Linked DNA regions of Homo sapiens: region 1 is linked to region 2. The links are chromatin loops, found by intact Hi-C in ENCODE. Cell type or tissue: Caco-2. All regions are shown on one strand. Each heading gives the region's core, and the rest is flanking DNA. Links, peaks and the distances in the headings are about the cores only. Region 1 has its middle 200 kb from the start of LINC01776. Region 2 has its middle 200 kb from the start of SNX7-DT.

What was found. Hi-C counts contacts between places; a loop is a spot of excess contacts. Peaks named below come from ENCODE experiments on the same cell type or tissue, not always from the same donor. Only the 100,000 strongest peaks of a DNase experiment are listed, where the experiment ranks them.
Region 1: a loop joins it to region 2, with 2.7 times the contacts of the local background. A loop is called at or near these places in 2 of 110 quality-filtered maps.

The regions. Positions count from the first base shown.
Region 1 is chr1:98,400,174-98,416,146 of GRCh38, forward strand. No RefSeq gene overlaps it. Among named protein-coding and RNA genes, the nearest start is that of LINC01776, 200 kb to the left of the region's middle. In Caco-2, for the core only: no CTCF peak of the experiment used is centred there; no DNase peak of the experiment used is centred there.
Region 2 is chr1:98,449,845-98,465,817 of GRCh38, forward strand. No RefSeq gene overlaps it. Among named protein-coding and RNA genes, the nearest start is that of SNX7-DT, 200 kb to the right of the region's middle. In Caco-2, for the core only: no CTCF peak of the experiment used is centred there; a DNase peak (open chromatin) is centred at 8,867; H3K4me3 peaks cover 254 bases.

The DNA.
Region 1 (15,973 bases), core at 3,460-11,459, 51 kb before region 2:
TCTTCTGCATACATTATATTAGATTGTGTGTTTTTGTCATCACAAAGAGTTCAATAATAAAATAATATGATTGTAGCAGAATAATCCATGTAAAATATTGATTATTTATTTTCACACTTACCAGTTTATCATAAAGGATATCACAAGGGATGCAGATGCAGAGACACATACGGTGAGGTATGAGGGAAGGTACAGAGCTGGCCCATCAACCTTACCCTACTCTCAGAAGCTGACTTGTGCACTGATGTTTATTAATGTATTTTTTATTTATTAAATAATTATTGGGTGTCTGATATATGCTAGATATTGTTTTAGGCATGAGGGATGGGGTAGATCTGTAAGCAATCCATCAAAATCTCTTCCTTCACAGAGTTTATATTTTGGTGGAGGAGAAACTGTAAGTTTTATGGTTGTGAATGATGGCAGTGTTATGGAGAAAATTAAAGCAGGCTGAACAGGGATGCAGAAAATTGGTGTGGGGGTGGCAATTTAGAATAAGGCATTAGGAAAGACTTTACTAGGTTGACATCGAGCAGTAGCAATATTAGTAATGCACTTTCATTCCACTTATACTTGGTTAAGTGGTTAAAATATTCAATTTTGAGCAGCTAAGTAGATATTTTATGTGGTAGCCTCCAAAAATCTCAACGTCCTAACACCTAGAGCCTGCAAATATTAACCCATATGTTAAATGATACTTTGCAGATGTGATTAAATTAAACATATTGAGACGGGGGTATCATCCTGGATTATAAAGGTGGGCCTGATACGATCACATGAGTTCTTATAAAAAGGATGCAGGAGGAAGCAGAATCAGGAGAAGGCCATGTGATAACAGAAGCAGAGGGAAGCCCAAAGACAGAAGAAGCTATGCCAGTGGTTTTGAAGATGAAGGAAGGGGCCATAAGCCATGGAATACAGTTGACCTCTGGAAGCTAGAAAAGGCAAAGAAATGAATTTTCTCTGGGAGTCAGAAGGCAGTAGCCCTGCTGACACTTTGATTTTAGCCCTGGAAGATTCATTTCAGTCTTCCGACTTCCAAAACTGTAAGAGAATACATTTGAGTTAATTCACTAATTTGAGGTAACTTGTTATAGCAACAGTAAGAAACAAATATGCTATTTATGATCGTTCAAATCCAAGAGTTCTGCACATAGGCTGTGCCTTACGAATACAGCTAAATGTACTGATTAAGAACTCTAGAGCCATAATAGCAGGCTTGGATTTCCAGCTCTGCCACTTACTATTTGTGAGACTTTGTACAGTTATTTAACATCTCTGTGCCTCAGTTGTCTCACAGATACAATGATGATGATACTAGTACTTATGCGTAGGCATTTTACAAAGAGCTAGTGTTTGTAAAATGTAGTAGAGTTTTTGATAGATAAGAGTTAAATAAGTAAACTGGGTTTAGAGGCAAACACTCAAGTTAATATTGTAGTTATGCCATTTTATAGACCAGTAATGTGGGCCATTCAACTTAACTTATTTGAAACCTTGTTTTATTAGCTGGCAATAATATTTGCAATACACTGTAAGGCTATTTTGAGCATCACAGAAAAAAACATGAAAAAGTAGAGTCTGATTTATTCATCCATCCATCCGTCCATCCATCCTTCCATCCATCCATCCTTCCATCCATCCGTCTGTTTACAAATACTTAATAAACATCTACCATGTGTCAGTCACTCTTATGAGTCCTGGAATTATAGTGAAAACTATCACAGACATATTCCTTTTCCTGATGGCAGTTTTATTCTAGTTAAGAACACAGAAAATAAGCAGGTAAATGAATAATTTCAGATATTGATGAGTATGTAATGAAAAAAAATGGAAAAATGCATCTCTGTTGACTTTATATTTGAGCCAAGCCTGAATATTGAAATGAAGCTAATCATACTATGATATGAGAAAGTGAGTTTCACACAGAGAGGACAGCAAGCCAAATTCGGTATCAATTTCAATGTTCAAAAAAATCAAAAGGTCAGTTTGGCTAAAGTGTAGTGAATAAGGGAGAGGATGATATAAGATGAAATCAGAGTCAGACATGGTCCAAAACCTAGGATTTTATTCTACTTATAATGAAAACCAAAGAAAGTTTCAACCATCGGAGGATGTGATCTAATTTATATTTTTTAAAGTTATGATAGTTGTGGTGTGGTAGATATTTGAAGCAAAGATACGTTCTTTATTTTAATTTTTTAATTGACACTGTGCATATTTTTGAGGTATACTTTGATGTTTCTATGCATATATATTTTGTATAATAATCCAGTCAGGGAAGTTAGTGCATCCATCACCTCATGCATTTATTATTTCTTTGTGGTGAGAACATTGTCCCTTCTAGCTATTTTGTAATATATAATATTATACTTTACTGTTAACTCGTTACCCTGCTGTGCAATAGAGCACCAGAACATATTCCTCCTAAGAGTAACTATGTACCTATTGACAAACCTCCCCTCCTCTTCCCTCCCTTCCTAGTCTCTGGTAACTATTGTTCTACTCTCTGCTTTTGTATCATATATATTTACATTCCACATATGGGTGAGATCATGCATTCATATTTCTGTGTGTGGTTTATTGGCTTATTTCACTTAACATAATGTCTTCCAGTTTCATCTACGTTTTTGCAAATGACAGGAGTTTATTCTTTTTTGTGACTGGATAGTATTTGATTGTGTATATACACCACATTTTATCCATTCATCCATCGACAGACACAGGTTGATTCTCTATCTTGGCTATTGTGAATAGTGAATCTGCATGGTAGTGCAGTTATCTCTCTGACATACTGATTTCATTTCCTTTATATATATATACCCAGAAGTGAGGCTGCTGGATCACATGGTGTTTCTATTTTTAGGGTTTTTTTTTTTTTAAGAACCTCATGACTCTTTTCCTTAATGGCTGTACTAGTTTAAAATCCCACCAACAGTCCTCAAAGTACTGCCGTTTAGCCACATCCTTGCCAACAGTTGTTTTCATGTTCTTTATTTTATGAGAAGCCTATTCATTCTCATTGGAAGCCTCCACCATTCTCAGAGTATGTTCAAATGCATCTCCAGGAATGGGAAGATAGGTTGCTTATAAAGGGAAAAAGATATATATATCAACAACTATCTCTTTCTATGCAATTCTCTCTCTGTCTCTCTCTTATCTACCTATTATCTATGTATTTATATCTCCTGCTTTATCTATAATAGGTATAGATGAATTACAGTACCACAGGCTAAATCTGCCTAATACCTCTATTTTTTGTAAATATAGTTTTATTGGAACACAGTCATGCCAATTTGTTTATTATTTGTATTGTCTATTGCTGGCAGGGTGGAGTGGTTATTGCAGAGACTATATAATCTTCAGGACTCCAAATCTTTACTATCTAAATAGAAAAAAACAAAAGCAAACCAAAAAACAAAACAAACAAACAAAAACAAAAAACAAAGACAAAAAAAAAAAAACACCCAAAAGAAACAACAACGAAAAACCCTGTCAGCCCCTTTTCTTACAATACATTATTCATCCTTCTCTTGTCCTAGTCTTGGGGTTAAGACCCCTGGCCTACCTTCCTCTCCCTGTTGCTCATTTACTACCAAACCTAATTTTAGTGTTTCCTTCAACTTTCTTGCCAGTGGCTGTGTTTCAGTTTCTTTACCTGGACTTTTTTGGGTGGTTGATATCCACAGTTTAGCTTTGTCTGATGATTCTTTTGATATATTCTAATTAACAGTTTTTCCAGGAATGATATATGTATGTTGAATCACATATTCAAGCACAACAGAAATCCATTCTGCCATTTAACTTCATGGACTGTTAATATTTAGATAGATTCAAAATGCAAATAAATTCATTTTCTTCTTCATTTTCCACTACATGTAGGTCTTTCAAAATTCACATTGAGGATGAAAAAATCACATAGCTGGCAGGCATGTCGCTTCAAACAGAGATCTCTTTTACTGGCAGCCACAGCATAATAGAGTCTTAGAATCTGTTTGCAGTCCATTCACAGATATTTCCCACATCTCCTCCCCACATCCATAATGTTAAGTAGTCAACATCATGATGTCCTTTTATTCTGTTAGCAATCATTCTGTTGCACGGTTATGTAATAATGAGTGTGTTACTTATTTCTTCTGGACTTTAGTTTCCTCTTTCACAAAATGAGGAGTAAAATCAGATTGTCTCTAAAATTCCTTTCAACTCACAGGTTCTGTAATATATTTTGAAGTCTCTCTGAAATTAAGCCTTGAACAAAAGATGATTCTTGAGCAAATACATGGTGAATATTAAATTAGTTTACTTCTTTACCAAGCCCCCTGTGCAAGATAAAATGTCTGCAGCACCCTCTCATGCTGGTGACACAAAGCTGCTGTTTTCAGTGGTCACTGTTGAATGCATTCACTGCCTTGATCTCTTTGATATAGTTCTGTTTACACACGTGTTCAGAACTAGCTGGAATCACATCTCATATTTGTGATTCTTTCAGAAATAAAAAATGTTCATGCCCTGAAACAGCTCCTTTTTATACCTGACAGAACAGTTTGGTCTCTGTAAATTCAGGAAGTTATCGAGTGCGCCCGCCAGGAGGTAGGGGATTTTGCAAATCTTTTAAGTCAGATAATATTTTCTCACAAATATAAATAAAATCCTTAGTTTACAGTATGTCATCTAGTGTGGCAAAGGAAGAATAGATCCAAATGAAACAGTGGCCTTTAGAAAATCAAAACACCATACCTTCCTTTAAGAAGCACTGGATTCATCTACTTTGCCATAGCTTTCTTTAATCAGATGAATGTAACAAGTTGATTAGGCTTTACAAGCGTCAAGAAAAGTCAGAACCACTTAAACTGAAAAATAGGACTCAGGATGTAAATTATTCACAGTTCATTAGACTAAGACAAGCATTTCTCAAACATTTCTGTATGCTTGAGAAAAGCGACATATTGAACCCTATTTTACTGTGAGGCTCAAAATGGCAATTAACAGTCTTAAGCTGCATATAAAACCCAATATGAACTGCATTTACAAGAAAATTGTGTGAGAATCAAATTATGTTATCTTTGGTTTGAAGAACTAAGAAATAATTGCCAATAAGTATTCATGTATAGGACCAATTTTTTTGAAACAAGTTATTTTAATTACTACTAGTGTCAGGAGTATGTGAGGGTGATTTTATTAGATTTAATGTGTTTAGAGGAGCTGCCTGACTGTGGCTGCTATTCTTGACATGACATTAGAATTTATTTTATACTTGCATTTTTCATCGCAGACCACTGTTATAATAAAACTATAATTTATTTTAAGTTAATCTTTTATTTTGCAATACTTTTTAAAAACTTCTGCTGAAAAAATAGAGCTGAATGATGAATTGCACAGCAATATTTTTAAAAGCTACAGAACATCTACTGAACTAGTAAGAAGCAAATAATGGACTTAACAGTTGTGAACTCCTCCCTATATTTGTATTAGATAATGTCTGTTTGTGTTAGATCACTTGATGATTATTCTACTTGTTGTTTTTTCTACAGTCTCTACTTTGACACAACTTTCAGTAATTTGAAATGTCCTAATCCTTCAAGTACCTTTCTCTCCCTTAAAGGCCCTACCCTCTACATGGCAAACAAACAAACAAAAATGTTTGTAAGAGAAATGAAACAAAAACTAAAGTGTACGTTAGGCCACTGAAAGCAAACAAAATAAACTGGAAACTGTCTTTTACCGTATGATGTGATAAGTTCTCTGAAAGCTCACCCAGAAAGACAGCATCATTCTTTGTGGCAAGCAGATTGAAAATTCAGTATGTCTGAGGTTGACATATATGGACTTCCTTTCACCCCATCTAAAAGTAAACTGCTTTTTCACTCAGGGCTATTTTCTCGTTTCAGTCCTTGTAAATTTTCTTCACTCTGAATGCCTAAAGGATTGGCAAACATATATCTAGATTAACATATTTACTTGCAGCTGTGAATAAAGCAAAACTCAAAAAATATAGTTCAATGTTTATATTATGTTTATATTAACATCATGTGATATAAATGAACACTTTCCTAGATTTCTATTGACTATTAATTTGCAGTCATTCTACAATGAAAGAGCTTTCAGATGGTCTGGAGAAAAAGTCAGAACCTGAAATAGAAGTGAACTGCAGTTATAAAAATAAATCTCTAGAAAGAAGAGAAGAGAAAAGAGAGGAATGTTCTAATCTTACCTTCATCATAATCTTATTAGCATTTCTCAGTGAGTAGTTCAAGTATCAGTCTATAGTCTTATGATTCTGTCTCATAAATATGTCAAGTACAAAGTATAGTTATTTTAATAGTCTGTGTTGGTGGACCATCATGGATTTAATTAAGAGACAACTAGTGTATGAAATATGACACAAAAGCACAAGACTTAATGGAGAAATGTTTTACTGCAGATTTAAATCAGGGCCACAGACTTAATGATGATCCAGGCTCAGAAATCCTACTTAAATTTAATTAATGCAGACTAGTGCAGACCTGTTCTTATAGGAGAAAAAAACACAGACATAAAAAACATTAGTAATTTAAGATTCTCAAAGTACACTGCCTTATTTATAAGGTTATGTGAACATGGGTTATTAATAGCTTATTGTTTTGCATTTTGTTATGTGAGATATTTAGAATTTAAGCTGTATAAAAGTCTTTTAAAACATTATTTCTAGCCTCCTCATTTTCTGTGATAAAGCGCCACCTCCTTTACTTCTTAGCAAAAACAGCCAAAAACACAGAATGCAGTGTAAGCCATTTTAATCAGATAATGACTGAGAGAAATGTGATTTGATTTTATGTTCTTTCAAAAGGAGCATAGGTGTTATTTCTCTAACTTCACTTTACTTATGGGCATAAACAGAAGATGCACAAATAGATAAACTTCATATTTCACTTAGTAGTCCTTGTTTTGTTGTTGTTGTTGTTTTCATTAGAACCACTGAGTTGGAAAATCTGGCATCTGTATTATCTATAACCTTACTATTATCACAGAAAGAAACAATCACCAGGAATGTTATAAATTTATTGAAAAGATATAATTTTTATTACCTTTAAGGAACTTGAACAATTTATGAGGCGTAGCTTCATAACATTTACTTGTTAATAGACTTACACTAAGCCATACCCAAGATCACTTGTCTCAGTTCTTAAGAGTAAGGTTTCATATTTTCTGTTTTGTTTTTGCTTTTTAATTCTTCTCAAACTTGTTTTGTTCTTAAGGATATCTTACGAATAATTTTAAGGGATTCAAAGAAGATTAATATAAGTTTTTTTCTGACACCTTCAGATTCTGTGCTATCCAGTTTCGGAATTTGTGCATTTTGAAATTGTTCCAAGATTTCTTTCTTTTTTTTTTTCTTTTTTTTTTTTTTTGAGATGGAGTCTCGCTCTGTTGCCCAGCCTGGACTGCAAATTGTGCCATCTTGGCTCACTCCAACCTCCGCTTCCCGGGTCCAAGTGATTCTGCTGCCTCAGCCTCCTGAGTAGCTGGGATTACAGGCACAAACCACTACGCCAGAGTAATTTTTGTATTTTTAGTAGAGACGGGGTTTCACCAAGTTTATCAGACTAGTCTCAAACTCCTGACCTTGTGATCTGCCCACCTTGGCCTCCCAACCAAGATTTCTTTAACATGTCTTTTGTCAGTAACCCTTTCTGCAGTGTCTGCATGATTCTCAGTGAACCAAATTATTTCTCTCTTAATTCAGAACATTAGCGATTAAGAGCAATTTGTTATTTCTTGCCCTTGTTTATCATTAGTGGTATGTATTTTACCTTTTGCTAATCTCATCATTTCCCTTGATATATTTGGGAAAATGCTCTCATTCACTTCATTTCTCTACAATAAATCCATTCTGCCTTACATATTTGATTGTTCTATGTGTACATCGCAGTTGAGGTAACCTATGCTTAGTTAAGTTTCTTCGTTTCTTTATTTCCAGTATAGATGCTTCTTTTCTGGATCACCATTTTTGTGTGTGGAAAAAGAATGGGTTCTTTCTTGCTTTTTTATTTTTTAAATCTATTCTTGATGGCATGTACTTATTTAAAATATGCTTTACAACTTGGATATGTGGATATCCTTTTTTATTTTTAAAAATTGAAGGTGGTCTCTGTGGCTTCATAAGTATTATCTATATTCACAGTTTTAGCATTCATTTGTTTGATTTTGAGCTCTTCTACGATCCAAATGCCGCTAGATATATCAAAGATTCACTGATGGTTAGAACAGCTTTTTGAGATTTTGATTAGGATAACTTTTAAGAGGTTGGTTGTTTTAGAAGGCAGTTAAACAAAATAATAATAGTTTTATTAACCTTTTATTACTTAAAAATAGTCATTGCAATGGTTCTTTAATAAAGGGAGAGCAGGTGTTTAACAGAACTCACCTTTCTGACATAAAACTACCAGAAACCAATTATTTTGCATCATCAAAGATCTAATCAAAGTTACAAAGAAATACCATTAAGTATGGATTAATATTTTTAAGTCATCTAAGCACTTATCATACAAGTATCAATTCAGATTTTACAAAGACGAACCTGCAATTCTGATTTTTTAAAAATATATCAGAGGAATTTTAAAATATATTTTTAAGTGCATTGATCAAAAGTACAATAGTCTCCTATAGTATAACTGTGATTTAGAAAACAGCCAAGCCCTGAGTTTCTAGCATGTTTGTGTGAGATCTGTTTTTCATCTGTCATTTATATAAATTATGCAAAAGTTCACTGTGTCTTTATTTTATTTCTTCATTTTTCTTTGTTGCCAGCGTCATTAAGACAAATTCAAAGGTCATTTAAAATGACCAAAATCAACCTACAGCAATATTTAAATTTTTATTCCATGAAAAGGTCTGAATAAATTTATATTCATACAATATATTTTATGGTGTACAAATAATATTCAATGGGATCAATTTAAGTATGAATACCAAGGATTGTAAGAATCCTTCCTCTTATTTGGAGAAGAATTCTATTTCCCACAACACAGTAAACTAAAACCTGCATACTACAAACCTGAAACACGCTAAATAAAATTTGACATCCTATTAAATAAATATATGAAGTTGTAAGAAATTAAGTGAAATCTTCTGTGGACCCAAGCAACAAACTGGGAGAAGAAATTACTGGAGGTGAGCTGGCATTGAAGCTGCCGAATGCCCCCTGGGTCTGCAGTCTCTGATAGTCATAGTCTCTCTACTCAGTGCTGGTTCTCAAAACAGTAGAATTGGTACCACCTGAGAACTTGTTGGAAGTGCAGAATTGTGAGCCCTACCTTAGACCTGCTTATCGAGAATCTGTCTTTTAGTTACATGCTTATATGATTTGTGTACATATGGGGTTTGAGAAGTCTAAACTATAGTTTCAGTTAGTGTGTGTGGAAAGGTGAACAAAAAAAAAAAAAAAAAAAACTTTTGGCCTTTACAGGGTTAGGTCTTGTATTGTAGGCTTATTCCATCCAAAACCAGGGCTTGGGAAAGGCCATACCTTCAGGGAAAGGATGAACTGGGCTGGTGGAGGAGCAGTTCTCTTCAGAGTGAGACATCAAGAAAGCTTTTAGTTCTTAGCATTGGTTCTCTGTGGAAAAAGAAAAATTACCTCCCTGAGAAATCATAGCCTTTAGTAGGCCCTTTTATGGTTCAAAAGCTTGAATCTTTATTAATTTTACAAATTGAAGAGTCACAGTTTAGATTTTCAGAATTTTTATTAAAGTCAACCGAGGTTATTAGTGTACTAAAGTATCTGGCCAAGGCAAATATATATATTAGCCAATTGGAGATTATTAAGATTCACACTTAAAACATATGTGTGTGTGTGTGTGTGTGTGTGTGTGTTCATTTCTACTAGTTTTCTTTGTTTTTTATTTGTTTTTTCTTTTTTCTCTCTTATTGTCTTCTTTTCATTGTTTGAGGGTTTTTTCCTCTATTTTATCCAGTCCCGTGAAAACTATAGAAGCTGTAAACTCTATTTTTGTTCTTTGTTGGTTACTCTATAAAAGTCAAGTCCAATGTTTATATTTACTCCTTAGCATGAGTTAACTCAGATCTAGTTACAGCACACAGTGTGCTATCACTGAATGTCAGGCTCCATTCTAATTACCTCATTTAACCCTCACAAAAGCCCTGTGAGACAAGCACTATTATTACCTTCATTTTATATGAGAGAAAAATAAAGCCCATGATGTTTAAGTTTACCAAAGATACATCATTAGAAAATGTTCAAGATGGGATTGGAGATTAGATAATTTAGGGCCAGAAATTATGCTCTCAATTGTTATACTGGAAAACCTCTGCTGATTGTTCAGTATGTTAGGTCTGTCATGTGCGTGTGTGTGTGTGTGTGTGTGTGTGTGTGTGTGTGTGTGTGTTTAAATCCACCCAATTAGATTTTTATTATTTGTATACTCATTTTTTATTTATATTTAACCACATGCTTATCATTTCTTTTCTCGACTTGACTTTCCATAACTCTGACCTTCTTTCTGGGGTCATGTTTCTCCTTATTAAAGAATATTCTTTAGAATGACAGTCTGTTAGTTAAGATGAGCAAATCTAACTGAAAATGCCTTTATTTCTCCCTGAAAATACCATTCTAAGTTGATGTTATTTTCTCTTGGCACATTGAATATATTATTCATTGTTCTCTACTGGGTTTCAAAGGCTATCCACATATATTATCTTATTCCAGCTGCACAAGAAGCATCAGGATATACTTATATTTTCCTGTTTATAAACTTTTGTTTGCTTGATCATTTTGCTTATCTGTTACTTCAAGAATTGTTTGCCTAATATAATGAGATCATTTTTACCTTTTATTGAACATTTACTATGTATCAGGTACATAAGCTCTTTACTTTTCTTTTCTCATTTAGTTTCTTTTTTTTTGTTTGTTTTTCCTTTCTCTTTGGGATAGGGCCTCACTCTTATCCAGGCTGGAGTGTAGTGGTGCAATCATGGCTCACTGCAGCCTCGACTTGCTGGGCTCAAGTAATCCTCCCACCTCAGCCTCCTGAGTGGCTGGGACTATAGGCATATGCCACCATGCTTGGCTAATTTTTGAAATTTTCTGTAGAGACAAAGTCTCACTGTGTTACCCAGGTTGGTCTCCTGAAGTCCTGGCTTCAAGCAATTCTCCCACTTTAGCCTCCCGAAGCACTCAGTTTACAGGTGTGAGCCACTGCACCTGGCCTTTATTTACTTATATATCTCACTTAATCCTCATGATAACTCAGGGCCAATCATGACAACAGGGGAGCAGAAGCGCTTGGTAGAAAACTTTCAAAAATTATGAAATCGGGAAATAATATTGAATCTGCAACCAGAGATGGAAAAGCCATCCTTTTGGTCTGTCATAAAGTCCTGACAAATTAGTAATTCTATCCAGCAAAGAGGACCTAGGAAGCATTTGCAATACAATAAATAATTCATCTTCCATATAAACAAATTAAAATATTAATTAAAAGTTTTTGTCACCATCAAAGTGACCAAATTTTTAAAAGTAATAAAATCTAATGCTGATGACATTCCTAGAACATATTTTATTTCTTTTGTAAAATATTTTTATTTTTGCTTCAGATGTACATGTGCAGGTTTGTTATCTAAGTAAACTCATGTCACAGGCGTTTGATGTACAGATCATTTAGTTACTCAGGTACTAAGCATAGTACCCAATAGTTATTTTCTCTAATCCTCTCCTTCCTCCACCCTGTACCCTCAAGTAGGCCCCAGTGTCTGTCGTCTTTGTTTCCATGTGTACTCATAATTTTGCTCCCACTTATAAGTGAGAACATGCAGTATTTGGTTTCCTGTTCCTGTGTTAGTTTGCTAGAGATAATGGCCTCCAGGTCCATCCATGTTCCTTTAAAGGACATGATCTCATTCTTTTTTATAGCTGCATAGTATTCCATGGTTTACATGTACCACATTTTCTTTATCCAGTCTACTGTTGATGGGCTTTTAGGTTGAATCCATGTCTTTGATATTGTGCGTAGTGCTGCAATGAATATATGCATGCATGTGTCTTTGTAACTATTTATATTCCTTTGGGTGTACACCCAGTAATGGGGTTGCTGGGTTGAATGGTAGTTCTGTTTTCAGTTCATTGAGGAATCGCCATGCTGCTTTCCACAATGGTTGAACTAATTTATACTCCCACCAGCAGCATATAAGTGTTCCCTTTTCTCTGAAACCTCACCAACATCTATTATTTTTTGACTTTTTAATAACAGTCATTCTGACTGGTGTAATATAATATCTCACTGTGGTTTTGATTTGCATTTCTCTAATGATTAGTGATATTGAGCTTTTCTCATATGTTTTTTGGCTGCGTGTGTGTCTTCCTCTGGTGTCTGTTCATGTTCTTTGCCCACTTTGTAATGGGGTTGTTTTTTTTCTTGTAAATTTTTTTTAAGTACTGTATAGATGCTGGATTTTAGATCTTTGTCAGAGACATCGTTTACAAATATTTTTCCCATTCTATAGGTTGTCTGTTTACTCTTGTGATAGTTTCTTTTGTTGTGGAGAAATTCTTTGGCTTAATTAGATCCCATTTATCACTTTTTGCTTTTGTTGCAATTACTTTTGGTGTCTTTATAATAAAATTCTTGCCAGTTCTTATGTCCAGAATGGTATTTTCTAGGTTGTATTCCAAGGATTTTATAGTTTCAGGTTTTGCATTTAAGTCTTTAATCCATCTTCTGTTGATTTTTGTATATGGTGTAAGGAAGAGGTCCAGTTTCAATATTCTGCATATGGCTAGCCAGTTATCCCAGCGCCATTTATTGAATAGGGAGTCCTTTCCCCATTGCTTGTTTTTGTCAGCCTTGTTGAAGATCAGATGGTTGTAGGTGTGTGTCTGTGCTCTCTATTCTATTCAACTGGTCTATGTATTTGTTTTTGTACTAGTACCATGCCATTTTGGTTACTATAGCCCTGTAGTGTAGTTTGAAGTTAGATAACATGATGCCTCCAGCGTCATTCATTTTGCTTAGGATCACTTTAGCTATTAAGGCTCTTTTTTTTAGTTCCATATGGATTTTTAAGTAGTTTTTTTTCCTAGTTCTGTGAAGACTGTCACTGGTAGTTTGATAGTAATGCACTGAATCTGTACGTTTCTTTGGGCAGCATGGCCATTTTAACAATATTGATTCTTCCTATTCACAAGTACAGAATGTTTTTCATTTGTTAGTGTCACCTCTGATTTCTTTGAGCAGTGTTTTTCAATTCTCATTGTAGAGTTTTAGTTAGCTGTATTCCCATGCATTTCATTCTTTTTGTGGCAATTGTGAATGGGATTTCATTCCTGATTTGGCTCTTGGCTTGGCTGTTGTTGGTGCAGAGGAATGCTAGTGATTTTTGTACACTGATTTTATATCTTGAAACTTTTTTAAAGTTGTTTATCAGCTCAAGGATTTTTTGGGCAGAGACTATGGGGTTTTCCAGATACAGAATCATGTCATCTGCAAACAGGGACTGTTTGGATTCCTCTCTTCCTATTTGGATGCCTTTTATTTCTTTCTCTTGCCTGATTGCTTTGGCCATGACTTCCAATACTATGTTAAATAAGAGTGGTAAAAGAGGGCATCCTTGTCTTGTGCTGGTTTTTAAGTGGAATGCGTCCCGTTTTTGCCCATTCAGTATGATGTTGGCTGTGGGCTTGGCATAGTTGGCTCTTATTATTTTGAAGTATGCAGTGTGAAAGAATATGTTCCTTCAATACTTAGTGGAAACTTACTTTTATACACTGCATATACAGTGTACATCGGGACATGTAAACAGTAAAACTTTTTCAATGGCAATCTTGCAAAGGCTTGATTATATTTTGAACTAATATTTCTACTTTTAGAAATGTATGCTAAGAAAATAATTTTCTAAATGTCAGAAAAAATCTAAATATTAAAATTTCCCCTACATTGCTTATAATACCAAACAATTGAAAATAACCTAATGGGCCCAAAATATGCAAACATACAAAATTTAATTAAATGCATTCATTTTAATGCTATGTGGCCAATTAAAATGTAGTTTTAAAGAAAATTAACAATATAAAAATTATTAACGATTTAAAATTAAGTTCAGAAAGAGGTTATGAAATGGCATATATGTTGTAATACTACTTTTTTTGTAAATATGTATAGATAATTATAAATATAATACTGAAAGGAGGTATAGTAACATGATGTCTCTTTGGGAATAATTACAGAAATTTATTCACCTGTTTCTTATTTAAAATTTTGATATTTTCAGTAATAACCATATATGATTTTGTAATCAGAAAATATTTACAAGACATGATAAAAAGAAGATTAAATGAGTAGAGATAAGCCAATTTATTTTAAGGAAAGATAAAGCTTTATGAAAAAATTATAACCACAGTCGATGAAAATAGTTACAGGTTGAAATAAATTATTCATAGGACAAAGATCCAAAGCACTACGTCCTTTTTCAGGATTTCACTGGAGAATTAAAAAGGACATTCTTTAGCATCAGTGTGCAAATTCAAAACACAAACCACAGGGTGCCTAAACTTATGGGACTTATGATGATGTCCATGTGAGTATTTCCAAATTATAATCAAGCATTTATTTCAAACCACAGTGTTGCTTAGCTCTATAAAATTACATTGAATTTTCATTGTAAATCAAGTAGTGTGCTGGATACTGAAAATACAGTGAGATCCTTGCCTTCAAGAATCTCTCTGTTAGTATTAGCATGAGAGTGCAGGGTTCTTAAAGTGTGGTCCATTAGCAACTTCAAAGTCACCAAGGGTGGTACTTCTTAAAAACCTCAGACCTTACTCTAGAGATTTGCTGTGAGAGACTGATGAAGTGGTATTCACAAGAACTTCTTTAGATGTTTCTTATGCATACTAATGTTTGAGAATTATGAGTTTGAAGAAAAAACAATAAACTTTAAATCAAACAGGTCCAGAGTTGAATCTTGACTATTTCCTTATATATTGCATTTTTATAATACAATTTAAATTCTTCCACCAACACTATACTAAAACTATACAATGTTAATTATTGCTCTGTTTTAGCTATCATTTTCTTGTGTTGGTTTTCTTGACCAACCTTCCCTTGGAATTCTCTTTTTTCTGAGACTAAACACTATTCATGGGTTTCCTCTTGTCTCTTGGATCACACCTTCTCTGTCTTTGCTGTTTATTAACTAACTTATTGTAGGTAAACAAATTAACTTGCTGAGTTTCCACATCCTCATTTGTTGAATGAGCAAACAAAATGACATCATCACCAACAAAATTATCTTACAGACTAGTTGAAGATTAAGTGAAATAATGTATGTCAAGAGTTATGCCTGTCACATAGCTGGGACTCAGTAAGTGTTAACTCTTGTTGCTATAAGGGTTATGGTAGACATAAACACAAGATGCTATTTGAACTTTTGTTTAAACCCATGAATAGTGTTTGGTCTCAGAAAAAAGAGAATTCCAAGGGAAAGTTGGTCAAGAAAACCAACACAAAGAAATGATAGCTAAAACAGAGCAATAATTAACATTGTATAGTTTTAGTATGGTGTTGGTGGAAGAATTTAAATTGTATTGTAAAAATGCAATATATAAAAGATTCTTGTTGCTACAAGGGTTATGATAAAAATAAACACAAGATGCTATTTGAACCTTTGGGAAACTGGGAGTGAAATGATGAAAGAGTTAGGTCTAAGGTCTCTTGAATGATGCCATCTTTAGTTTGTTGAGTCTTGATGGTTAAGTAAAAGATAGGAAGACAAAATAAATATGTCCATTAAAAATCTGTATAAATATTTTAGCTAAATTGACCAATCAATTTTATCACACAATTGGTTGATTTGTAGAACAAATAGTTGGCCCAGTTAAATCACATAACTGATTTTTATTCCACAATTTTTTCAAGTAAAAATACTACTTTTGTTTTTCTTTGATTTAAATTTTTAGATTCAGATTCATAGAGTTACTTTC
Region 2 (15,973 bases), core at 5,175-13,174:
TTCATTGCCGTTTAGTCACTCTTGGACCCATTTGAGAAGAGTGTCATGTTGTCTGAGAGATTTGGATCCTGCGACCTGATTAATTGATGTACCATAAACGTCTGCAACATACCTATCTTCAAAGACAATATATTGTAATACTTAAGTGCTCAGATCCTCGACTTTGACTGCCTGAGTTCACATCTCAGCTCCACCATTTAGCAAAGCTGTGTAACTGAGCCGTTAGGTAAACCCTCAGATTGAGTTTCTTCATCTGCAAATGAGGATAATAAAAGTACCTACAACAATAAGTTTAGGAGGAATAAATCATTTCATATTTTTAAAGTGCTTAGTTCAGTATTTGACATGAATTAAGTGTGCTCTAAGAGCTATTATTTTATACTGCTAGATATTATTACTTAAAACATGTTGAGACAAAATATAGTTATTTAGTGTGAAGAAGGGTATATAGATATTTTCTGTATTAGAAATTAATAGAGAACAGGTTTTTCTACCTCCTTGGCATAAATGCAGGTATAAATTTAAAATGAGTTATTTATTTAGATACCAGTTGTGAGATTCTCTATCCCTGTAGCCAATACACTCACTGTTTCTTTTAGGTCTTTTCTTCCTCTGTTTCAATGTCCTTTCTTATGATAAACAGGGACATACAAGAACATAACCTCCAATTAAATCTCCTGAACTTTGTCTGTTATATGACAAATAGGTTTGGGTATTCAGAGCATATTCACTTATTATATTATACAGTCACCAACATAGCTTCAATAATAAAAACAAATTCGGATTTTACTCTTAAAGTGAACATTACTTTTTATAATGAGGAGACATAGTCTTCCTTTGACTTTAATGTTGGGCCTTGTTAACATCTCTGTTTCCTTTCCTTCTCCTCTGTCATAGCAAAGTTTTACTGGAAAGAAGAAAAAAATAAAACAACAACAACAAAGAATCCCTACTCTTAAGGGAAGTGGAAGACAATGACTGTTAAGGATATCAAACTGGTAGCAAATTTTATGTCCAGATTCCTCCTGCTGCCATTGTATTGTTGTTGAAATAAATATTGGCTACTGAAGCCTTATGAAAGTACATAAGTAGCCACATAAATCTGGCTATGACTATGTAATCCATCTCTTTCTTTTTTTGTTGTTGAGATAGAGTCTCACTCTCTCACCCCAGCTGAAGTGCAATGGCTCAATCTCAGCTCACTGCAACCTCAGCCTCCCGGATTCAAGCTATTCTTGTACCTCAGCCTCCTGAATAGCTAGCATTCCAGGTTTCTGCCACCACATCCAGCTAATTTTTGTATTTTTGGTAGCGGTGGGGTTTCACCATGTTGCCCAGGCTGGTCTTGAACTCCTGACCTCCAGTGATCTGCTCATCTCAGCCTCCCAGTAATCCATCTCTTTATAGAGAAAGAAATAGTCCTCCAGGAGCAGCACAAATATTCTGCCTTTAATATCTTCAGATTTTTGTAGAATATGTTAGTAACAAATTTGAAAACGGTTCTGTAACTATATTTAAAGTTTGAAATTGCACCCACTTTTGTTTCATTTCCCAGTAGTTGCTGTGCAGATAGTTCCATTATTTCTCAAGTTATAAGGTAATTTTACTGGAAAAATTTCTAAACACTTCATTGACACAAGCTAAAAACTGCACTTTGCTTACAACCAACTGAAGCAACATTTTTATCATCAAAACCCATTATTTCTTTATTTCCTAAAACCTTGAAAGAAATCAGAATATATATTTTCTCTCTGAATATAAAACTTTTTTTCCTTTAGGTATACATATAATGTTTGTGTCTGACTTTTCCAGCAGAACATTCCAATTGCAGTACCCAAACCAAGAAGAGAGATAGATTATGTAATTTCTTATCTCTATTGCACGAGCACTACATACCCGAGCCGAAGCGTAAAATAACAAGTTGAAAATATTATATATGTGGCGCATTTAGTAAATAGAAACTTCATCTTCTGGAACCATTTGTGTTTTTATGGAAATAAAATTGAAAAAGAAGACTAGATTTTTCACAATGTTACTAATATGGAAATATCACGTTGGTAAAGCTGGAGAGAAAAATGTTATTGTTTTCAATATCTCAAATTTGCTAGCTGTCTGTTATGTGCTTTTACACCACCAGTATAAAAGACTTGGCAAAAACCATTTTTAAAAATAACCTGTTTAGATTTAGATAGTTTTACACTGTGAACCCTGGAGATTCTTCTGGTACAAATAGCTTCCCTAGGAACAATGTTTTTATAGAACCTCTCACACTTTCCACTTTTTTTCTTTGTCCAGGTTATTTTTTTTTAACTCTTTCCTTTTTTTTTTTCTGATTAGCTTATAGCTCTGTAATTCCAGCTGTTTCATTCTGTAACTCTAAAACCCTATCGCTGGGGAGTTCTGTGTAATTGCCTATAATATGTACCACATTATCCATTTCAGGAACTGTGCTGAAAGACAGCAGCAATAAGGGGGTTTCTAAAGGCAGTCTGGCTTACGCTAATGGACCTAACAGGAAGGAAATGCAATTTGAAAGAAGCTGATGCATATGTTCTATTGCTGAATATAATGTTTGATTTAATTATTAACTGTCAGTGATGGAGAGGCAGATCCTGTTCAGCTCTACTTAGAGTGCAATGCTTTGCATTCAAAGAAAATAAATGACAAAAGTTTTGTCTTTCAATCTATAACTTAACAATAGGAAATGATATTTCTTTCTACCAAGAAATCATAGTTTTCTGAATTACCTTTATTTTAGACATAAATTGGGCAATGCTTTATTTTTTTAACCCCTGTTTTAAAAATTTCTGGCTATTATTTTCTTTGCTTTTGGATTTCTTTTCTTTTTTGCTGGTAGCAAACATGAAAACTTCCTTTGACAAGTAGTTTTGAGTTAAAGTCAGTCTTGGATTGAGTAACTTTCTAAATCCCTTTCCTGTTGAGGGTTCTCTCATGTGTTGACTGGCAGTGGACATTTCAGTGAGGAGGGCTGAAATGCGTAGCCGTCTTTGTCTTCTTTTTCTCAGAATGAGTTATTTGGCAATGAGCTTCTGTCCATTTCTTTTAATTGGCATTTTGTGACTTCCAGTAAGGCTCTCCCCTACTTTAAAAACCCATAATTGTATGTGAAAGACAGAGGGCAAGATGTAAAGAACAGATTCACTAGAAAGCAAATATGTTCATGCCTCTTCTTAGTTACTTTATTCCTACATTGATAGAAAATGACTTAATATATACAAAGAAATGGGTATCAGCCCACTGAATTTGCAAGGGAGCTGAATGAACAAAATGCTCTGCTGGGTCAGTCAGCTGGAAAAAAGTGGTTTAGTACTGTGTGTAAACAGAATAATGAAGCTATGTAATTTTAATTGTGCATTTTATATCTATCTGGTGAGATTATTATCTTTGACACTAGCCTAGGCAGATACATAACTGGGGCTGAAATTAAACAATAATGATGATATTTGGAGTTCATCCAAAATGCTCTCTATTGTTTACGTGAGTGGCTTCAACATCATTATTTGATCCATAATTTCTCATTTTTTATTACACATATGTTCTTCATATAATAGCACACAACATCAACTCAGTGGGAGGCATTTTTCTTTATGATTTCAAAAGGAATTGTTTATTTTTGTCATGACGATAATAGAAAGCAATGAAGCTTCCTGGAAATACAATACCACAATTCAAATATCTAATTGATTTTAGACAGATTAAAGAAAAATATAGGGTCAATCTGTGTTTTTGTTTTCTCAAACAGCATAAACGTCTTATTTCAGACTTTCCTTTCTTATTTTTGGCTAAGGGATTCACAACTTTAGTTATGAAGGACTGGAATCTGGCTCATGTAGAATTATTATTAAATTGATAGAGGTTAATTCTAATGTTCTCAATTCTAAGGACTTTAGAAGCATATAATTTATCCATGGAAGTGCCTAGTGAAAGCAGTACTTGATGAACTTTATAAAGTTCAAAAGCTCAGTTCCTAGAAGCATATCAATCACAAATAATGAATGATGCTACTCAAATTCTATCATTTAAATCAAGCCACAAGATAGCCATTCTTTCATTTTTCCCCAGACTGTCTAGTTAGATAAGTTTGATACATTCTCAAAGATGATTTTAATAGGATTTTAAGTCTTCTTATCATTGCCCTTTGTTGTATTTTAAATAATTTCTCATTTATTTTAGTTTAAAATAATTACACGTGTAAGCATTTTTACATTGCTATTAGAAATGTGTTATTTTATGTTTCTAGGTATCAGCTTAAACTTATTTTTTAAATGATAAAAGTTTTAAATATTTTTAAATGTTCAAAGAAAGCAGACATTTGTACCATGACTGCTTGTCCTTTTCAGCATTTGTAAATCTTATGTATGGTACGTGTCTAATCCTATTGCCAGTGTGGGATAATTGCTTATAGGTTTGAACAATTACCCCTCCAAAGTGCACATACAAGTTCTGAGTAACCCCCATGGAAGACATAATACTTCAAGCCCACTTAAAATGCGGTTTTTTAAAAATGCCCGCGAGAGTCTACCAAATGGGACTGAAGTCATTTCAGGGGCTACATTTATATACCTTCGGACTGATGGGAAGGTATTGACCCAAACACTGAAAGATCTGTTTATAAATACAGTGCAAATATTCGACTGTGCAGGTGTATCTTTATTTCTAATATGATTCCTCCAGGCAGCAAAACAGGTGTTCTGGCTGCATGCTAATCAGGAAAAAGAATGTCTGAAATATGCATCTGCACACTGACATCTGGACAGAGATTGTCCAAACACATTCTCAAGTGCAAAGTCTTAGAAAACGGGCCTCTTTTGCTTTACTTAGTACCGAGAGGCATATTTTGCATGTGGAAAAGCCCACATTCGCCTGCCATTAGGGACTGCTACTTATGTGTGGCAGATGAGGCAGCCAGAATGCAGACACCGACTAACAAGCTGGCTGAGTTTAAAAAACTCAGGAAAAGTTTCTAGGTGTTCTGGAAGAGTAAAGTGTTCCCTGACAACAGGATTGAATCTCCAGGAAGGTAGAGGTCAGCGGTTATTGGAAGGAAAGCAGAGAGATGGGTGATGTTTATTCAGAAGCTTCCTATTTGGTTCCTTCTTCATTTCATTCTGTTCAATTCTTTTTGTCTTAATTCTTCCCTTTTCTTCCTCAGGGGCACCTCTGCTCTTTTCCTTCTTCTTAAGAACTGAATTTTAGTTGTTGGGATTTTTAGAATACAAAATATGTTGAGTTAGATTAATTAGAATACTTCACAGAAAGTTTCCTGCCTTCGGTTATCCTCTTGACAAAGATAAATGCAAATTCTTACAGGACTAATAAACTCAAGTCACATTTTCTAGGTACATTCCTATAGGTGCTAGACAACTGAAGTAGCATAATAAAGAGAGAAACAACTGAAAAAAAGGAACAAATGGAAGATATGCTGTAAAATGTATTCACAGCTCCTGAAATGTGTTCAGTTGTGAATTTTTATTTGGTCCATCTGTCCTACCATATATTAACACCATAATTTGTCTCAAAGATATACATCTCTATTTTAAAATATTTAAAATTGAAGTGAATTACCTTAGATTTGTATGTTTGGGGTGGGTATTTTGTGCCTACTTCAGTGTCAACCTAAAAATTATCCAGAGAAAGAGATAAATGCACCCTTTAGTTCATAAAAATACACTACAAATTTTGATTATGTATTAATTCTCCAACTTTTATTCATCAACGAACAAGGAAGCTCTGTGGGAAACAGCCACAATCACAGCAGCCTGTCCTTTTCCAGAGCCCACAACTGTTCACCTTCTTCCCAAAGTCAGCTCCAATTGGGCTTCTGTTAGATTTGTATTCTATAATTTCAGTGACTGACAAAAAGATTCAGTAGACAGCAAAATCTACATTTTAACAACATTTGTAAGATTTATCCAAATCTATTACTTTTTTTTTGTTAAATTCCAAGGACTGCGTGCTCCAGATAATGTTGGTGTTTTCTCAATAATAAAGTCCCACTTTTAAATTGTAAGAGAATGTGAGATCTTGAAGAACATCTCTGAAGATTCTATAGCTTTTTAAAAGTCCACTTTGACAGTAACAGTTATAATAAGTTTTGGAAGATATAATGATGCAAGATTTGATATAAGGTACAAAGATGCTGCTCCTCACTACCTCTCCCAAGACATCCATGCCTGGATGGCATTCCTGCACCCGTGTCCCTTCACATCTACTCCTACTCAAGGCCCCATCCACATGACACCAATTCTGTAATTCTTCTCATCATAACTCTAACTAGAGACTGACTCAATTCATCCTCTGAAAACGTATATTTAATCCACATTATGAGAGAAAGAGAGAGAACAAGATTCTCTTAAGAATCTTAAGAATCTCTTAAGATTGCTTAATTACTCTATGACATCTAAGACAGACACTTTATATGTAAAGATTTAAAAAATAAAATAGACAGTTTTTATGTAAAGATTTAAAAAATAAAATAGAACCTGGCATACAATAAGTTGAAATTACTATTAAGGTTTTTGAACTGCTTAAAATCTTCCTCTTATAACAAGGTGGAGGAGAATAAAAAATAACGAAAACGTTTATTTTACTCATTTCATCCTGAAAATGTCCTATTTTGGTTATTTGATTAAAATTTTTAAAGAGGTTTGAAATAAATTGGAGGTGCAGATGAATTCTTCCCACAGAGGGTTTTGTGTGACATTTTTTTCTTAACTGTCCTTTCTATACAACTTCCAGATTGAATTAAAGCTAACCAAATATCATGGATATGACTTATATAAACATCTTTACATATGTTTGTGGCAAGGGAGCCCTTTCTTATGTCATTACCTCATAGGAGAATAGTAACCTGTATTATTTGGCAGCAGATGTGATTGGCATATATTAAAGCAAGTTATCTACAAGTAGAAAAATATCGAATGGGCTTATTTTGCTTGTGAATAAAGGTAAAGACACAACTGACATAACTGGTGCTCAATTTTAACACAATATGTTTTTTAGCTTTTGTAGATGGAGCTGAAGTTACTTTGGTAAAGCAATATTAAGCTCATTTGGGATTTGTTATAAAGTTCCTGAAATACATTTTGTTAAATGAACAAATTCTGAAAAAGAAAACATCACACGTATACATGCCTACTTATTTTAGCCATGTCTATTCACATAAATTAATTTGGGTAGAGAGAAGTTGAAATAAAATCATCATTTGCTTTAAAATAGCCAATTAGTTTTTGGCTGAATAACTTAACTCTCTTCCCCACCACGACGCCAAACTGCTTTGCCTACTTTCCATCAGCCAATTTAAGTTTTTTAAAAAAGTGTAAAGTGTCAGAAAAAGAGAAAAACAATAAACACTCCAGAAATTCTGTGAGTCTACTTGGTATAAGAAAATTTTTGTTGTTTGGATCTTCAAAGAGGGAAAGAAGAATAAATTAAGAGTCTCAGAGAAAAAAGAAAATATCTCTGAGTAGTCCTTTTTACTTCTTGCTGAGAGCAGAACTTATCGAGCAGGTGACCTTTATGAGATTATTGTTTATGATCACCCGGCGTGTGCCAAGAGTAGCAGGAAAGAGTATTCCAATTTATTTCAAAGGTTACATATCAAAATTGAATATGCAGTACAACTACATTATCATATGGTAAACTTTTACATAAGAAGTTGGAGCTGAACCACTACCATTGTTTCCCTTCAACCCAGTGTGTTTTGATTTCTGTTCTGCAAAACATGTCCCTTCTGATTCCTAAAATGGAATACAGCGCAGTGATGCAAATAAAGGGAAAAAAATGTTGTTGTTTGCTGTTGCTGTTGTTTCTCCAACTGAGAAACTTGATTCAAGTTTAGGAGATCTATGGAATTATTTTCTCAATGTATTCTATGCAAAAGTAATGAAATTTATTCAATGTTCACATTTTTTAAAAACCAAGTAATCACCGTCATCTAGCAATGTACTACAGAAGTTGAAATAACAATACCAAAGAGTCACATGGGCAGCAGCAAGAAAAAATTCTGCTTCTATCAGAGAAGGGAAATTGACCAACAGGGACATATTTTTCCCCTACCCATAAAAGGCTTTTAGGGAGAGGATACTGTGCATTTTGCTTTCTTCAATTTTCCTGCGCATGCAACTTAACGTTTTAGTTCAATAAGTCTGCTCATCTTCAACTTTATCGCTTTGCACAGAGGGGAACATAAATGGTGAGAATTTCCTATCCTCTTCTTTCCTTCTCAGTTTTCAAACTCAATTGTCAGAGAAACTCCAAGTGCAGAGTTGACCACACCTAACCTCGTTTCTTTCTTAAAATGTGCTAATTGAAAAAAGAGTATTCTTGCCTCACAGGGTAGACAAGCAATTCTTTAAATTAACAGATCAATCTGCAAACATTTGCTTAATGTCTGTTAGACCTTTAACATACTTTGGTGTCAGAGTTCAAAACTGAGCCAATCACTTTATCCTAGGGGCAAGAAAAATAAGGGGAGCAACCATCTTCTCAGTTTCCTTTCATCTCCTGCTCCTGAATTCTCCCCAGGAATGGCAGACATGGTAGAACAGCATGGCATATGGCTCCTCAGAAAGAATTGCTATATAAGAGTCCTAGAACAGAAAACATTTTCCCCCTGAAAATGGGAATTTTAAATCAGGACTCTCTATGCTTAAACCACAAATACATTTCAAACTGCTGGCATAGAAGAGTCCAACACACCATCTTCTGGCATCAGAGCCCCTTTAAATAAGAGAATCTGAATAGCTCCTGCAGCTTTTGAAATGCCCTCTGATCTCCACCGTCTCTAATGCCTGCTTTCACGTGTACTTCCATGGGTTCCCGCGGTAACTGACAACGCGGCTCCCTGCAACTTCAAAGCCAAACTTTTCTCTTTGTCTGGTGAAAGAGAATTTAAAGAATGACAACAATGAAGCAGGTATAATGCTGGAAACTGGATACAAACCAGGTAAACAAATCTGAAAGACTTCATGCAGATATAGAAAGTTGCAACAGCTCAGGAGAAAGCCAGCACACACACTCAGGCTATGTGGTTCCTCCTACGTGCAATTAGCAAGTTTCACAGGCCTGTCATTCAACTTGCTAACTGACGCTGATCTTCTAAGAGATACCTTAATGGAATGTTTTCTCATTCTATAGCTGAAAAGCAAGAATGAGTGATTTTACTCTTCCCAGACAACAGTTAATATGCTGTATCATCACAAAATCCATCAATTTATTTTTTCTTCATTCATTCATTCACATACTCATGCTTGTCAAGTAACTCATTTATGCCATGCACAATGCTAAAGACTTTCATACATTTAATCTCATTTAAACATATTTTATTCCCATTTACTGTCAAGAAATTGAGGCTCAAAGAACTTAATTTACTTTTTCTAAGTCACAACTAATAAATGAGAACAAATTGTGAACCAAGGACTTTGAACCACCAAGCCCAGTACAAATGCTCCAAGTGAAAATAAATACAGTGACAGGTTGCTATGGAAGCAGAATAGTGGGGTAGGTTAAAGAGGAAGGGGGAAAATGCAGGGAGGTCAGAGAAGAATTTATAGAGTGTCATGTGAAATAAGATTTGAAGGATGGATAGAGTTATATCAATGGTTTCCTATTTATCCAAAATGGGAAGGCAATTTACATTGGTCAGTAGGGGGGGCATAGAAATAGAAGAATGTAGAATAGATTGAGTTCTGAGAACAATGAAAAATATGATGTGTTCAGAGTCAGGACAATGTAGCAAGATGAAGGGCTGCATGTGTGAGGTGGGTTCAGATAATGAAGGAGCCTGAAAACCACACAAAGAGCTTGGCGTATACAATGTCAGCACAGAGCATTATGTAATGCTTCTGAGCATAGGCAGTTGAGGTTAGATGGTGCTTAAGATGATTTCCTAGCACCAGTTTAAAGCTGGAGAAAGGAAGATATTGGGGGTAGAGATTCCTGAGCTTAGAATGCTGTATAAAGATTTCAGGCTGCAAGTAAAGAAATCCGGACCTTGAGTGAGGGGTGGGAAGAAAAGGAGGTGCACAAAGGAGATTTGCCACAGGAGTGCTGTCCTTCTCATCTGAAAATAATCTTGTCTGTCATAATGATCAAGGCCGGTCTAGCTAGGAAAGATAGCCAAACTGTAGGGATATGTAGCAAATGGGTTAGAACAACTCCCTGGCCGGTTTCAACACCTGTAAAATGGAACCAAGGATGCCTTCCTCCCCACACAGCACACTTTGAGGAACTGCTGTTGTTTTTCGCAGTGCCTCTGTGTATTGTAGCCAGCTCCTTCTTGACACACACATCAATAACTCTGTTCCCCAGCAGTGCTCAGAGAGCTCCTCTGGTGCTTTTTTTCTTCTGCATCCCCAACCTCACTTGCCCTCATCTCACTAGTCCCCAGATTCCTAGACTTATCTCCTAACTCACTGTTCTCCCTGCAGCTTCTTTCAGCACACCCAGACACGGGAGAGCAGTGGTATGTGTCCTTGGTTGGCTCTAATAGTACAACCTCAGCCCAAGCAAAGAAGTAAATTAGAACTGACACCATCCACTTAGAGTTTTAGATATTTGTTTCTGTACTCTCTCAGAGCATTTACTGGTTAGGATCAAATAAAATATATTCTTTTTTGTCTTATCTACAGGCTTTCTTCAAAAGGTCTTTTAAATCCTTGGGAACAACCATTCATTAATTTTCTCACATCTCCGTGGTAAAGGAGAGGCATGGTAACTATTAGCAACCCCATTTTACAGAGAAGGACCCTAAAGCAGGAAGAGGTTTAGTGACTTGCCCAGAGCCAGTCTGTCAATCATTCCCCAGGGAAATCAATACCAGCATTTCTGTGGCCCTCAAGAAGTTTCCTTGCTTTTCATGGGACCACAGAGGAGGGATTTAATTTAAAACTGAGACTTAAACTCTGGTGTCCTCTCATGTACTTAATTTCCTATTCTTGAGGTCAATGATTTTCAAACTGTTGCCTGAGGAAGTTCAAGTGTTCACAATGGTGCTTCAGGGTTTGGAGCAAGTAACAAAATATTTTTCACTGAACAGTGAATATTTAAACTATCAAGGTACCCATTCTTTACTTTTACCTCCTTTATATATTGAAATTCTGAATAAGATTTTTTTTTTTTTTTTTTTTACAATTTGAAAACCACTGCATCAGGTCATGCTATTGTCCAAAATGGGCTAGGGTACAATAGTTATAAATCAGCTCTTCAGTAATGTCACATACACAAGAATCAGAAGAACTAAAAGATCTGAAGCTAATTGTATAACAAAGAATAATTTCTCATCAAGAGAAGTGGAGCCCATTATACTCTTGAAATAATTTGAGATTGAAGCTTTTTTTTAACTATCTAGCCTCATCTTGCATTGACTGAAAAAGGAGTTTTAATTCATAGTATGTATTAATATTTTGTCTAGGAGGTAGATACTTTTGATTTCATATTATATTCTATCACAAAAAATAACACTATATTCAACTAACAGTCTCAGCTTGGATTGGACTGAAGGCCTTCAAATCCTCTCTTAACATCTAAAGATTGCAGGAATGCTTTGGTGGGTATTTACTAGAGGTTTTGGTCAGTTCTCAGATTCTGAGACCCCTTTCAAATAAGTAGCTTTGCTATCAGCTCATGGCAGTAGCAAGCATGCTCAGAAAATCTCCTAGACATATAGACAAAGTCTACATTTTCTGTTCTGCGTAGAAATCACCCTGTCAAGCATTCTTCAAAATGTGCCTTCTCTTTCTGGTGTGACCCAGTTAAACTAGCTAATGCATTCCCACACAGCCTTCAAGCCCCAGCTCAAGTGTCTCCTGGCACCAAAGCCTTCTGCATTGTCTATCTTTTGTTTGCTGCACCATATTTGACTCTGCATTCTTCCCTACTCTGCTCTGTGGCCTAGGAAGCTGACCCATATTGACTTCATCGATGGGATCCCTTTTCCTTTGCCTTCTGCCTGGCTTTGGCCAGTGAGAACACTGGCAGAAAATCAGAAGACAAGGGGAGAGTGAGGCAGGGTTTTATCTCTTTAGCGGCATCCCTGGGGTTGCCATCCATCGTCTGTGTACTGAAGATCATAGCTCCTGTTAAACAGTTTTCTCCATCCAGCTCTTTCTGTTCCAGGATCCAGGAATTACTGTCTCCCCTGCTCTTCCCCTTCACTCCTTGAAGCCTGGAGTATAATTTCCAACGTATTGCACAATCTTGTTTCCCTACACTTGCCCACACCTTTGTAAATGGTCACTGTAAAAGCCTTTCCTCTGTTGCCTAATTTGAGTGTGCCATGTGTTTTTTGTCAGGACTCTAACTGGGACACTTTCCCGTACCTCCATTTCTGAATCAGAGTGAATCTCTGGTTCCACTGTACTTCCACAACTTGCGTATGAGTGACACATATCACGTTACAATGATCTGTTTATAAGTCTATCTCCCTTCCCAGAGTTCGAGGATATTCTTGAATCCTTGCAATGTCTGGCACATTGTAGACTTGAAGTTAAAGTCTGCATAGACATTTTCAGCCACTGCTTACTTTATTGGTCTACAGACATGCTAGCAAGGCTTTGAAAGGGCAGAACTTCCTAATGTTACTACATCCACATGCATACATCATTTCCATTCTCAAGCTTAGAGGAAATAACATGAAGATGTGATGTCTGTATCCCCTATTCCTGACTGTGAGTTCTTCTAGGATACATTTCCCCCCAGTGTTTATCAAGTGCCTGACATTAAGTAAGGCATACATAAATGTTTGTTGAATAAATGAATGGATCTCTTTTTTTATGTAAAACCCAAATAATTAAGAAAGAAACAAAATAAACATGGTATGTTGTTTTATTTTCTTAGTTTTAGCAATTCATATTTTTCTTTATACCTTAATTCTGTGAATGGGAGTAAATGGGCACTGTTGCTTCCCAAATACTCATAAGGATAAAATAAATACAGCAAAGATAGTCAAAGTAGAGATGAATTTTCTATGTAAGATTTGCATAGTTTTATAAAGTCAGTAAACTTTTGATTAGTAATGAGACTCACCCCTACATTTTTTCATAGTTTCTTGGAAACTGGAGGGAATCTTAGAAAGCATCTCATCCAATCTCTCATATGTTAAAAAAATATTTATCATACATCTACTGTGTGCCAGGCACATTTTAAGACATGGGAAATATGCTGCTGAACAACATGCCTTTGTGAAGTTTACTGTTAATAAAAAAGGAAGAAAATAAAGAAGATAAATAAGTAAAATGTGCCGTGGGTTAGTTGGAGATAAGTATTAAGGCAAGAACTAGGAAATGGCAAGAGATTGCTTCTTTTGGATGAGGAATTCCACCGTCATACTCATAACAGAATGACAGCTGGTTCTATCATCCTAATGATGATATTAAAACATTTCCAGTGATGGGGACACTCTACCTCAGAAGGTAGCTACTTGCTTGGATAAATATTTCTGGTTTCTAGAAGACTTTTTCTTACATTTCAACAATCTTAGTTGTCCACGTGCAGGTAAGAAAATGTCAACTTAACAGCAGTCCTTTGGATTTGAAAAGAAACTACTTGAGTTTCACTACTCATGGTTTTAAGGGTATCTCAAAAATTTATTTCTGACTTTGTTTCTTAAACATAGTTTCATCCTGAATATGTAAAATACTATGGAAATAGCAATAATATTCTGTATTTGTTACTGCTTTGCCCTTTAAAAAACATTTTCACATATTTTCTAATGCCTCTTAATCTTCAGAGTAACTTCCAAAATAATAACATCTTTATAAATGAAGAGACCAAACCTGAGATGTTAAGTTAGTGCTTTTGGCACTTTGAATTATATACTGAAGAGATGTAAAAAAATCTGTATACATACCAATGTGTTTGCTCTGAAAAGTCAGCCTGTTACAGGTCTAGTAAGGAACAGGTAGCTATAATCTATTTTTCTATTGATTTGATCCTTATAATCAACTTTTGACCTTGTCTTTCTAGAATGCTAGTTTAATAAGAGCAATTTATAGTGCTATACAGTTTTGGCTGATCATTGAGAATAAACTTCCTAATCTTTTTCATCCTGTTCAAACTAACATTCCTATTGCCAAGAAATTATAAATTTGCGTATGAAAGAAAAAGAAATAGCTTTAGATTCTAAAGTGTTTTCGTTTTTAAAAATGTTTGTCATCCATAGGTTTTGGGGACATATAAATCTCTAGATGCTCATTTTCCAGTATTTAAGTAGGATTGCTTACTCATTCAGGCACTTCTCCTGCTTCAAAATCCTCAGCATAAAATATTCCTCCTTCGTGGAAAATCTGATTTCTCTAACTGCAAAGGTCATGGAATAATGTCAATTTGAAGAAAAAGATAGGAGAACTCATTTAATGTTCCTAAGGTATAATTATGCCCTAGAAAAGTCATTTTCTCTAAACATACAGCATTCTTTCTTAACCAAAGGCAAGGCCATGGAAGCCAGTACAATGAAATGCCTCATTTCATAGAAAAGATACCTAAAAACAAGAATTTATAATACAGCAACTATGTCCAAACTCCTCATATGTCCTGATCTCTGAGTTCAGCAGCCCAGAAATTCTCTTGTCTGTACTAAGTTATAATTTTTAAGTCTTAAGGGAAACTAATCAGAAAATCATAGGTACCTGGAAACAGATCCACTAGGGTTTCCTAACTATTCTCGTAATTTTAACTACCCTACATTTGCCATAACTTATGTTTTCTCTATAGGGAGATAGTGTCATTTATAATCAGAAAAGTAAATAATCATAGATTGCAGGTAGTGTCATAAGGATAAAATACTGAAGGATGGATGGAAAAATGTTAGTAGAAGGTGGAGGCTGGAGGCAGGGAGATGGATTGCTGGAGACAGGAGAAAAAATAAAAAGGACAGCAGATAACAATTAGTTTTTCTCCCTCGTGCAAGGTTGGTGATGAACTGTGGATTGAGAATAGTGATGAGTTATTTATGCTGCTGGTGCACTCATCACCTGGTGGTGTTCATGCAGATTTCTCATAGAGGAAAGAACAAATAGAGCATCACTATAAGAGCTTCAGAAATTGAGAGAGTTTTATTGAAAATACTCATCACATCTCCAGGCCTTCTAAACTGGGCTAGTGCACACATTTAAAATCTAAAATTTGACACCAAAGATGGGGGGTGGGGAGTACTTCCAGTTCTATAAACAACTACTGAAATCATATTGCCTTTTGCTAAACTTGTTAAAGTAATTCAGTGGTAAGAGATCCATATTTCATATTTCAGGCATGTTCAGGCATGCTGGAAAAGGGGCAAATGCCAAGCCTTGTATATCTCAGATCTCAGGAGGGACACTGAGCTATTATCGGGTCTATATACATATATGTGTATCTGTGCATTTGAGTGAGCTTCTCAGACTTAGAGACATACACTTACATATCTGCTAAAACATGCATTGATTGTCCATCACATACATGGTCACTCACCTTACAAACAGCTCTCAGATAGCAATGCATAATAATGGCTACTACAACATCCTCTAGTTTGGGGAACCTATCCTTCATTTTCACCTTCACATATATTAAATCTACCCATAAGACAAAGATACAGAAGTGGCTTCTAACTGCTATGATAAAGAGTAGCATGGCCTTAACTTTCTTTCTTAATTTTTTTTTTTTTTTTTTTTTGAGACGGAGTCTCCCTCTGTCGCCAGGCTGGAGTGCTGTGACTCTGTCTCAGCTCACTGCAAGCTCTGCCTGCCGGGTTCAAGTGATTCTCCTGCCTCAGCCTCTGGAGTAGCTGGGTTTACAGGCACGTGCCACCATGCCCAGCTAATGTTTGTATTTTTAGTAGAGACAGGGTTTCACCATGTTGGCCAGGATGGTCTGGATCTCCTGACCTCATGATCTGCCTGTCTCAACCTCCCAAAGTGCTGAGATTACAGGCGTGAACCACTGTGCCCAGGCTTAACTTTCAAATTTAGGATTAAGA